Linked DNA regions of Homo sapiens: region 2 is linked to region 1. A link is a contact called in ENCODE Hi-C data. All regions are on one chromosome and are shown on one strand. The core of a region is the stretch at or near the end of the contact, and the rest is flanking DNA. Distances in the headings are between cores, read along the strand shown. Region 1 holds the start of RPL36A (ribosomal protein L36a). Region 2 overlaps SYTL4 (synaptotagmin like 4).

Region 1 (6,284 bases), core at 2,331-4,830:
AGCCTCCACCTCCTGGGCTCAAGTGATCCTCTCACCTCAGTCACCCTAGTACCTGGGACTATAGGCACACATCACTGTGCTGGGCTAATTTTTCTACTTTTTGTAGAGATGGGGTTTCACTATGTTGCCCAGGCTGGTCTCAAACTCCTGGGCTCAAGCGATACTCCTGCCTTGGCCTCCCAAAATGCAGGGATTACAGGAGTGAGCCACCTCTCCCAGCCATCAACAGGACTTTAAATAAAAACATTTAAAGTATTTGTAGACTGATGATAGAGTGGTTGATACTCACATTTGCACAAGACAGATGGACAGCATGTGTTGTATGATTGCCTTACTTTATTGACAACGTCTATCCTTTCGCTAGTCACCCCCAATAGCTGTTCCACTCACCTGCCTGAGGGTTGGCCACAGGCATTCATCTTCCCTCCTCTTTTCTTCAGTTTTTTTTTTTTTTGAGACGGAGTCTTGCCCTGTCGCCCAGGCTGGAGTGCAGTGGCATGATCTCGGCTCACTGCAAGCTCCACCTCCCGGGTTCACGCCATTGTCCTGCCTCAGTCTCCTGAGTAGTTGGGACTACAGGTGCCTGCCACCACGCCTGGCTAATTTTTTGTATTTTTAGTAGAGACGGGGTTTCACCATGTTAGCCAGGATGGTCTCGATCTCCTGACCTCGTGATCCACCCGCCTCAGCTTCCCAAAGTGCTGGGATTACATGCGTGAGCCACCGTGCCCAGGCTCTTTTCTTCAGTCTTATGCCACTTGTTGTCACATGCCCTGTCCTTTCTCAAGATCCATCTTGGGGTGGGGACTGGGAGGTGATAGGCATCCAATGGGAGAGCTAAACAAGAGAGAGAGAGGAGCACAAGGGAAAAGAGCAAGTAGACGTAGGCTTTTCTTCACCCTCTGCCCACGACCACTCCCCTAGCACACTCATCCATACTGACAGAAAGACTGTACTCAGATAGTGCAAATAAACAGCTGAGTGTCACCTGAAGAGATTCCCAATGCAATATAAGGTTCTATTCTTGGTGCTATCCTGTTCAGCATTTTTATTGATCATCTTTGAGGAAAATATAAAAAGTAGCCCGGTTAGTCTATGAATGGTGCAAGGCTTTGTGTGCTAGACTGGATGACAGAAGAGGGCAATTAGTTCCCAAAAAGATCTTGATCACCTGGTGTGAGAAGCCAAATTCCACAAAGTGTATTTTACCAGGGCTAAAGGTGATGTCTCATAATTGGGCCCCAAATTTGAACTTCAAATGACTCCAGGAGAAAGTGGAGTAGCAGTAGCATTTGTGAAAATGGTTCAGGGGTTTTTGCTGATAGTAATCAAAAGGCATGTCATCAGTTAACATGGCTTCCAGAAAAGCCAAGGTGACATTGAGGCTTCCTTATGGAAGTAAAATATCTAGACAGAGGAAGGTAACATGCCACTTACTCTGCAAAGCCAGACCACACCTAGAGTCCTGCATTCAGTTCTGAGTGCCTCGTCTTAGGGGAAATTAATGAGCAGGAGCATGTCCAAAACAGAGAACAGCTCAAGCGATCCTCCCACCTCGGTGTCAGCATTGGTGTACAAACTTTCACTTATAGGATGTATAAGCTCTGGGGATCTAATGTGCAATATAGTGACCATAGTTAATAATACTGTATTATTGAAATTTGATAAGAGAGCAGATTTTAAGTGTCCTCACCACCCCCATGGTAACTATGGATGGTGATGGATGATAGATGTGTTAATCAATTTGACTGTGGTAATCATTACACAGTGTATACACATATCAAATCATCATGTTGTACACCTTGAATATAAACAATTTTTGTCAATTAAATATTTTTAAGTAAACAAAAACAAGCAAAACCCCCACAAAGCCACATAACACCAGATATGATAGAAAGAACTAAGGTTGATTAAATGAAGAGGGGCCATGTTCACGGTCTTCATATTTCCATGTTACTAACATAAACCCCTAAAGGCCAGTGAGATTGCTTAAGAATCTGGAAAGAAAAAGAAAATGCTGGAAGTTTGGCAAAGAAATTTTCAGGAAATGTAGCAGGTAGTGGTAATATATTTATTATCTCATTCCCAGAGACCACCCAACAAAAAAGGGGGTGATCAGAGTGTCAGCTCAGGTCCCACGCGTGTTCCTGGAGGGTTGTGCAAGCAAGATACCCCAGACTCTCACGGTTCTTCAGCCCCTATTCCACTGCCACCTCCTCCTGTGTCTCAGCCCAATTCTGTCTCCTCACCATCCTCTACACTGCAGATGCCCCTGCTTCCTTTGTATGATGTAGTGGTTAAGTGCAAGGCTATAGTGTTAGACTACCTAGGATCAAATTCCAGCTCCACAAAAAAATAACAACCTGTGTGACTTCAGGTAAGTAAACTTAACATCTCTTGTGCCTCAGTTTCCTCACCTGTTAAATACTAATACTGGTATATACCTCCTGGGGTTGCTGTCAGGATTAAAAGGGGTAGTATGTAAGGTGGTTAGGAGAATGCCTGGCATATAGTAAGTGCGCCATAATTTTTTTAGCTATTATAATTACCAGGCCACAACAGCAATATTTTATAATGTTAAAGGAACGCGGGCTCTAGAGTCAGTCTACTTGGGTTTGTATCCTAGATTCACTAAATACCGTTGACATTGGGCAAATCGTTTAACATCCTACAGCCTCAATTTCTTAATCTGTAAAATGAGAATAATAGTACCACCTGTCTCCTAGAATTATTGTGAGAATTGTATGACACAATCTATTTAAAATGTTTAGCACCCTGAAGTCTTTCTATGCTGGACTCTCTTGAGACCTAGTATATGCCTTCTGCCAGGTTTGCAAGGAAGGGAAGAGCCGCTAGGTACTTTCTACTTCTAGGCTTGATGATTGCTATTACAGGAGCCAAACAATTTCATTGTCACTTTTCAGAACCTAGAGCTGCTGACTTACTCCCTCAACAGAAGGGTGCTGCTTTAATGCCAATCATTGTTCCTTTTCTTCAAAGTACTTAGTTCATAATTGCACATTTATAAGCCTATTAGATTACTGTACCTCTCCCCCGGAACAGTGCCTGCCACATAATGGGCATCCAATAACCATTTGTTGAATGGACCAACTGGCCATGTGATAGATGAACTGGAACAATTGGCTCCCTCCAGGTCTTCATTGAATTAGCAGTTTGCTGCGAAAGGTGTTCCCAGTGACCTTGAGGTGGAACAGGAATGGAACGTGGAGGTGGAGGACCCCTTCATTCGACCCTAGTCCTGGCTTCCCTCGGGGACGGGGAGGCCAGAGGATCTGGGAAAAACACTGCTCCCTTCACTGAACGCCACTACGTAGCAGAGTCCACCAAAAGAGATAAAGTGACGAAACGTTGAAAGCTGCGGGGCGGGAGGAAGTCGGGGTGAGTGGACCACCCTTTAGGCGGAGTCCTTCCTTAAGCTCCCGCCCGCGGCTCCGAACTGAGTCCTCTCAGCCGCCCGAGGGCGCTGCGCTGAGCCTTACACTCTATGATTGCTCCTACCGACTCCCATGAGGAAGTGCGATCGGGAACCTCCTATATACTTCCGTTTGCCTCGCGGTTTCTTTCTTTCCGCGCCGATAGCGCTCACGCAAGCATGGTAGGACTTGCTGGTGGGGGCCGAGTAACATCCAGCTTAATCTTTCCCCCCCTTCGTCGCCCGTGCTATGCCGGGATGGGTCCAGGCTCCTGTGTGGACTCGATATATCAGAGCAACCCAATCTTGCCGGGATCAACCCTAAAGGGACCGGGCTACGGGGCCAGGAATTGAAGTGATGGGTTCAAAGAGGTAGAGTTAGCCGGGGGTGGAGTTAATGAGGTCTCTTCCCTCTTTGGGGCTCGACGGAGGGAGGAAGCTCTGCTTGAAGCACATGGGGCTGGCCCACCCTGTAGTCAGAGGTAGCAAGTAATGAGGAGTCCTCCTGGAGTGCCTCAGCTTTAGCTGGGTAAGGTAGGGCGTTGTGCCATTGTGGTCAAATAACATTGCACGTTCTGAACTGTTTCTTTACTAGGTTAACGTCCCTAAAACCCGCCGGACTTTCTGTAAGAAGTGTGGCAAGCACCAACCCCATAAAGTGACACAGTACAAGAAGGGCAAGGATTCTCTGTACGCCCAGGGTAAGATGGATTCCGCATAATTTGGTGTTAATGTGACATTTGTGTTGTAGAATAACATACGAGTCCGGGTCTCTCTCCCTCCACGCCTGGCTTGAGCGTTAATATTTCTGCTGCGAAATTAAGATAAAACCTGTAAGACTTACTTGCTGATCTTCAGTATTTTATAACAAATACCAATTCGTTTTCCCAGGAAAGCGGCGTTATGACAGGAAGCAGAGTGGCTATGGTGGGCAAACTAAGCCGATTTTCCGGAAAAAGGTGAGTGGTAGTTACTATTTGACGTTTCCCAGTTAATTGCCGTAAGGATATGCACTTGTCTCTAGTCCACACACTTCATGATATAGGTATAGCGTTAGTTTAGCGAAGTTTTCACTGCACTGATATATCTAGTAGGTGATGGAGCTGGGAATGCAACTCATGTCTGACTAGTCCACAATACTGCACTATTTCAGTGTTTACGATTTTTTATCCTTTCCCTTCTGAAGAGGCAAAAAATTGAGGAATGTGCCCTGCTTTCCTAAGAACTGAAGTGTGAGTACACTGGTAAATCCTTTCATTTGCCTTGTTCCTTATCTGTCAATATGTCTGAATCCTCGCTTGTTGGTTGCACTAAGAATTGTTCTGTTGTTTCTCATCACAGAAATCTGCAGTCAACTACCTGTTCTCGTGAAGTCTTAAAACTCTTATAGAATAGCCATTTAGGCCTTTCTGCTAGCCTCCTGAATTCTGTATTCTCAGGCTGAGCGAGTTTCTGTTTACTCTCAAACCTTAGGTGATTTGGCTAACTCTTAAAGTAATTAGCACGATGATTGGAACGGAGCATTCTCTCCAACACAGCATTTCTTTTGGCACTTTGCTTCTTGTGCAGTTTAGCTCCAGAAAGTATTAAGGAATGACTTTAGTGCTCATTTGGATGCAGTAAGTGGTTTGATCTCAGGGTGGCAAAAAGAATGCTTTTTTTATACCTTTTCACATTCGGATAACTTGTTTAGAAGACAGAGGTTCTAACTAGGTTTTGGCCTATTAAGAACTGCAAACTAGCAGCAGCAGAACTCTGGCTAAAGGGGCAAGCTTATTAGGAAATTGAGTATTTAAAAGTTGAGCTACCATATGATCCAACAATCCCACTGCTGGGTATATACCCAGAAGAAAATCGGTATATCAAAGAGATATCTGCACTCCTATGTTTGTTGTAGCACTGTTTATAATAGCTAAGATTTAGAAGCAACCTTAGTGTCCATCGGGATGAATGGATAAAGAAAATGTACCTATACGCGGCCAGGCACGGTGGCTTGTGCCTAGCACTTTGGAAAGCCGAGGCGGGTGGATCACCTGAGGTCAGGAGTTCGAGACCAGCCTGGCCAAGATAGTGAAACCCCGTCTCTAGTAAAAATACAAAAATTAGCCGGGCTTGTGGTGTGGGCCTGTAATCTCAGCCACCCGGGAGGCTGAGGCAGGAGAATCGCTGGAACCTGGGAGGCAGAGGCTGCAGTGAGCCGAGATCACGCCACTGTACTCCAGCCTGGGCGACAGAGCAAGACTCCATCTCAAAAAAAAAAAAAAAAAAAAGGGAAAAAGAAAATGCACCTATACACAGTGGTACTATTCAGCCATAAAAAGAATGAGATCCAGTCATTTACAACAACATGGGTGGAACTGGAGATCGTTATGTTAAGTGAAATAGGCACACAAAGACAAGCATCACATGTTCTTGTTTGTGGGATCTAAAAATCAAAACAAGTGGACTTGTCATATAGAGAGTAGAAGGATGGTTACCAGAAGCTGAGAACTTCTGGTGGCGGGAGGTGGGGATGGTTAATGGGTACAAAAAGAAAAAAGAATGAATTAGACCAACTATTTGATAGCACGACAGCGTGACTAAAGTCAATAACTTAGTTACATATTTTAAAATAACTTAGAGTGTAATTGGATTGTTTGTACCTCAAAGAAAAAATGCAATAAAACTTTACAGTGGAGAAACCTAACAAGCACTACCTCAGCCAGGTAATCAAGGTTAACATCAACAGTCACGAGTCATGTTGATATATACCCTTGATAAGGTGTGATGAAAATGACACTTAAACCTAAAAATCCATAACCCTATCTAATGAGAAAAATAACAAATCCCAAGAGGGGCATTTTACAAAATA
Region 2 (5,611 bases), core at 3,102-5,601, 710 kb before region 1:
AAGACTAAGCTACATCCAGGACCCCAAAGAAAACTCACTCTTTTTCCGGTCACCTCCAACAGGGGTTTTGGAGGCTGGGATGTATTTCAATGAAACCACCAACTCGCCTTTGTGTGATGGCAAGCCAGTCGGGGACTCAGCACTGATCTGAAACACAGGGAAACCCAACAGGTCAAGCTGGGCTTCTCAAGAATTGTTGGGACTTCTCTCTGAAAAAAATTCTAAAATTACCCCCCAAGAACAGCATCAGGGCAAAAGAGGATCCTTCTTCATATGAATATAATCCACCGTCCCTAGGCCATGGCAGCCACAGGTTTCTATGGCAGTTTCTTTAGAAGGAAATAGGGCAGAACCAACAAAGAGTCTTCTGCAATACCCACTATTATGCCACTTTGGGGGCATAGTTACTAGATTCCAAATACTCTCAAAGATCTTCAAGCAAGGTTGCCATACAAACTCACGAAGGACTGACAGCATGACAGAGAATCTTGCTACCAGCATTGTTAGTAATAGCCAAAAAGTGGAAACGACCTAAATGTCAATCACTATAGAAAGAGTTAAATGAATAATTGTAGTGTCCTGGTATGGCATATGGCATGCAGTCATCAAAAAAGAATTCAGTGAATCTGTACATGCTGACATGGAAAGATATCCAAGACATAGGGTTAAGTCAACAAAGCAAGATGCAGAAAAATGTTCCACTTATATTAAAATATATTCATAGTTGTACATGTGAATATAAATGTATGTAAATAACGATTGCCATTATCACTTATGTTAGCCCTTACTATGTACTAGGCACTGTTATAAGTACTTTAGGTGTATCATTTTGTTTGATGACTGTCTCTATGAGACAGGTACTATTAACTCCATTTTACAACTGATGGAAGAGAGGAACAGAGAAGCTAAGTAACTTGCCCAAGGTCACACAGTTAGTAATTGGCAGAGCTAGGATTCAAATTCAGACAGACTGGTTCCAGAGTCCGTGCTTTTAAACATTATACTACACTGCATAGAAAAACCCAGGATACGAACAAACTTATCCTCGTTTCCTCTAGGGAGGGCAACAGAATAGGGAAATGAAAGACAACTTTCCCTTTTTTACTCCATATTAACTTTTAGTGTCCTTTTAATGAGAATAGTATATATCATTTGTATGGTTTTTAAAAATACAAAGTATTTTTACAAGGTATTTTTAAAAAGAAGGCTTGCAGGGGAAAAAAAAAAAGAGGGCTTTCAGTCAGGTGCAGTGGCTCACATTTGTAATCCCAGCATTTTGGGAGGCTGAGGTGGGCAAATGCTTGAGTCCAGGAGTTCGAGACCAGTCTGGACAACACAGCAAAACCTTGTCTCAACAAAAAACACAGAAATCAGCCGACGGGGTGGTGTGGGCCTATAATCCCAGCTACTTGGGAGGCTGAGGCATGAGAATCACTTGAACCCAGGAGGCGGAGGTTGCAGTGAGCCAAGATCGCACCACCGCACTCCAGCCTGGGCGACAGAGCCAGACCCTGTCCCTCCCCCCAAAAAAAGAAAAAAGGAGGGCTTGCAAAGATTTGAGGGCTAGGTGAAACTCTGTTACACGAATTTGGATTTGCCACAATTATAAATTTTGCATTTAAGTTATCTTTGATCAATGTCTGTCTCTAACACTGCAGCCGAAGTGCCAAGAGACAGAAATCAAGCCTATTTTTGTTCATCCTAGTATGCCCAACACTTAGCAAAGTATCTGGCACATAGTAGGTGCTCCACAAATATTTACTGAATGAAGGTAAGAGTGAACGAATGAATGTCTGAGATGAGCAGCAGGTGGCCTATTGTCTTTGGCTTTGATTGGCAGAACTGCTTCACTCGATTGGCTCTCTCGGCATGACTTTGTTCCTTGTGCTTTAGTATCCAGAGCATGAGCTGGTGCAGACTAGAGGTGCCCTTTCACCTGCCTGTATTTTTTTTTTTTTTTTTTTTTTTTTTGAGACAGGGTTTCATTCCCAGAGCCCAGGCAGGCTAGAATGCAATGGCGCAATCTCGGCTCACAGCAACCTCTGCCTCCCAAGCTCAAGTGATTCTCCAGCGTCAGCCTCCCGAGTAGCTGGGACTACAGGCGCACACCACCACACCCAGCTAATTTTTGTAGAGGTGGGGTTTTGCCATGTTGCCCAGGCTGGTCCAGAACTCCTGAGCTGAAGCGATCCACCCACCTCAGCCTCCCAAAGTGCTGGGATTACAAGCAGGAGCCACTGCACTTGGCCTTGCCTGTGTTAATTGGGGTTCCTCTAACTTAGGTCCTTACCAATGCTAGGAAGGCATAATCCCCATAAGTTTGGATCAACATACCACATACCCAGAACACACAGTTTAATATATGTGAGAGAGACAAAAGAATCGGGAGGTAGATGCAGGCAAGGGAAAACTGAATAGGAGCAAATGGATTGCTAGGGAAAAAACAAAAAACAAAAACAAAACCAGAAACAACAAATGTAGAAGTTAAAATCGATATATAATATGGGAATGGTCTTTCTGTTGTTTATAAAATGTCTACACAATTTATTAATTTCTAGAAAATTATTTTTTAGAAAAGTTCTGTGAACTTCAGTGGACTCTTAAAAATTGGAGTTTAGCATTAGCTAGAAACTGGCATATTTGTTTTAGTAGCACATTCTTATTCTGGCTCCAAATATTTACAAAGAGCAAAGACCTCCATGTTAATGTGGTTTCTTCTCTTTATATAAAAGTTTTATTGGCAGTAGTTCATGATGGTTTACAGTGACATTTCCAATATAATTATATTGACCGTAGAGAATGACTTGGGTGCCAAATGGTTAAAAAATTCTAAATTTGTAATAATATGTTATACTTTGGTAATAATTTCTTTCCTGTCTTTTTATTGACATATAATATTTGTATATATTTATGGGGTACATGTGATATTTTGTTACATCCATCATTTTGAACATTTATCATTTTTTTGCACTGGAAACATTTCAAATCTTCTAGCTATTTTGAAATACAAATATTTTTGTTGACTATAGTCATCCTACTGTGCTGTTGAACAAATTCCTGTTTTTATTAGTATTTAAAGGGACAAATTTAATGTTGTCACTATTTTTTTTTGCAAGGGCAACAGCTATCAAAATATTGGATTTATATTTCCTTTCACTCAGCAATTCCACCAACAGGAACTTCTCTGACAGTTACATTCACAAAAGAAGACCAAGATATATTACAGCATAGTTTTAAGAGCAAAAAAGAATTCAAACAACTTAAAGGCCTATTAGTGGGGGAATGGTAAATAAATTATAATACAGGCACATGAAAAAATACTATGCAGCAGCAATTAAAATGAGATAGATCTGTAAGTGATGGCACAAAAGGATGCCCATGATAAATGAAAAAAAAAAATGTGTACAATGAGGTCCATGTGAACCCATTTGTGTAAAAAAAGAAAAAAATACATATAAATACATGGATGCATATCTGTGCTGCTTAATACAAAATTTCTTTCTTTCTTTTTTTTTTTTTTTTTTTTGAGACAGAGTTTCACTCTTTTGCCCAGGCTGGAGTGCAAAGGCGCAATCTCGGCTCACTGCAACCTCCGCCTCATGGGTTCAAGCGATTCTCCTGCCTCAGCCTCCCAAGTAGCTGGGATTACAGGCTTGCGCCACCATGCCCAGCTAATTTTTTTGTATTTAGTAGAGACGGGGTTTCACCATGTTGGTCAGGGTGGTCTCGAACTCCTGACCTCAGGTGATCTGCCTGCCTCCGCCTCCCAATGTGCTGGGATTACAGGCGTGAGCCACCATACCTAGCCATAAAAAATTTCTAGAAGGATACACAAGTAGTGTTAACACTGGTTATTTCTAAGGAATGGAACCTACTTTCCTTTTAATATACTTTATGTTGTTTTAATTTTGAATCATGTGTACATAAGTCCATTTTTGCTTAATTTTCTTAATATGGTAAAAAGTTCAAATGCTTAAAAAGGGGATATAGAGAAAACTAAATATTCCTTCTACCTCAGTCTCCATTCCTAGAGGCAGCCACCATGACTAGTTTCTCATCTAACTTCCCAAAGTCTATGGACCATGTAAAACCATCCCACATTTAAAACGCTAGTGTAAAAAAAAATAAGATGAACTTTGTCATGTCATTGTGTAGTTCTGATAATCAAGAAGTTGCTGAATAAGTCCTCTGTTTTAGCTATTTCTTCTTAGCCAGATGATTTCCCTACATTATTTTGTAGTTAAGTGACTCATCTAGTTGGCAAGTGACAGAACCAGGATTCCAACACAGGTCTGCACTCAGATCCCAGGCATGATTATGCCATACTGCTACACTGTGGCCCGAGGTGCCATCTCCAAAGTAATATTTCCCTGGCCTCTGTAACCAAGAGCATAGCAATTGGAGCTCCATGAATTGCTTTACTTCCCACTTGGAAGTAAAGCAGTGGCTTGGCAAAAGGGTACAGATTAGGATATACACAGAAGGTTAGCTCGGAGAAGAGGTGCGAGTTAGGATGTTAGGATACACCCAGATTCTGGAAGGTTAGGAGACAAAGTTTGGTACACATATGAAAATTTTTTCAAAGCAAAACCATGGCTTCACACTTTGCCTGGTTTACACAGAACTCACACTTGATAGACAAATGCCTCTGAAATTGCTGTCAAACTCAGAAACACCAGCAGGGGGCACTAGAACTCCAGAGAAGACTACATTCAAAGACGCTACCAACATAGACCAGCAGAGGCTACTGCAGACAATTCTACCTCAGATCCAAACTGCAGGAGTTGTTAAAGCAGACTACCTTTCCATGTAAAGGGAGGCAATGATCCAGTTTCTTATCAAGCTTCCAGGAATCCATCTGGATCTCTGCCTCTCCAAGGAAAGTGTTTCTGCCAAAACGACCATGATGCCAAACTGAGAACTGCAGGGTCCTCTGGGCCAGGAGAGATTCTGGGATCTCATACTGTGAAGGGAAAGTAAAAGCCCAAGATGATTAGTTAAGGGTAATTCTTCAGACAAGATTATTCCAAAACCTGAGCAACCATTCCTGAAGTCACTAGTCCTGAATACCAAATTACTTTATGTTCCCTGAGCACTTTGAGTTTCCTCACTCAAAGCCTCAACTTAACTCATTTTATAAAAACCTACCATATTCCATAGGAGGACCTGGAAAATTCATTTTTTCTTAAGTGGATGAGATAACACTGGATTGTCCAAAAAGAACTGCCAAGGAGACTCCTTATCTCAAATGTCTTTTTTACATGAGATTTGTGGCCATGTGAATCTCAAACTTCACATCAATCCAGGAAAGGCAGATCACCTTTGTTCTCTTCACTGGGAGATCAGGATGTGAACAGATACCCAATGTATCCTCAGACACAGACATGGCCCACTGAAGCCCGTGTCACCTGGTCATGTTGCAGAGGAATAGCTACAGCTTAGGGCACAAGACAGAACAAGTTCTCCTACCCTTGAGGTCTAGATACTTACCCTCAGCGTCTCATCATATAGTGGATTAATAGTGTCCCGCTTGATGCTGGTTTTTCTTTTTCCTTGGCGGGACTTGTCAGGCAGAAGGTAAGTCTTCACATATCTAGAAACCAAAGACAGC

What was found. Hi-C counts contacts between places; a loop is a spot of excess contacts on that map. Pooled maps may share reads with other maps.
Region 2: a pooled map shows a loop between it and region 1 (3-fold over the local background). The contact joins the enhancer-like site here to the promoter of RPL36A in region 1. A Hi-C loop is called at or near these places in 5 of 50 pooled maps.

What each region holds. Positions count from the first base shown.
Region 1 is chrX:101,387,431-101,393,714 of GRCh38, forward strand. RPL36A (ribosomal protein L36a) reads left to right here and starts at 3,581. Exons shown (of 5, transcript NM_021029.6): 1 at 3,581-3,616; 2 at 4,029-4,134; 3 at 4,325-4,392. The coding sequence starts at 3,614. It overlaps RPL36A-HNRNPH2 (RPL36A-HNRNPH2 readthrough), which reads left to right and starts at 3,581. Exons shown (of 4, transcript NM_001199974.2): 1 at 3,581-3,616; 2 at 4,029-4,134; 3 at 4,325-4,392. The coding sequence starts at 3,614. It also overlaps a transcript of BTK not described here. RefSeq lists enhancers at 3,048-3,107, 3,118-3,277.
Region 2 is chrX:100,681,189-100,686,799 of GRCh38, forward strand. SYTL4 (synaptotagmin like 4) reads right to left here. Exons shown (of 20, transcript NM_001370165.1): 15 at 5,491-5,593; 16 at 4,802-4,963; 17 at 39-147. Among named protein-coding and RNA genes, the nearest start is that of SRPX2, 40 kb to the left of the region's middle. RefSeq lists silencers at 4,577-4,626, 4,687-4,736. Within about 2 kb of position 4,352, at least 2 of the 41 ENCODE cell types and tissues checked have a DNase peak (open chromatin) inside an H3K27ac peak, as active enhancers do.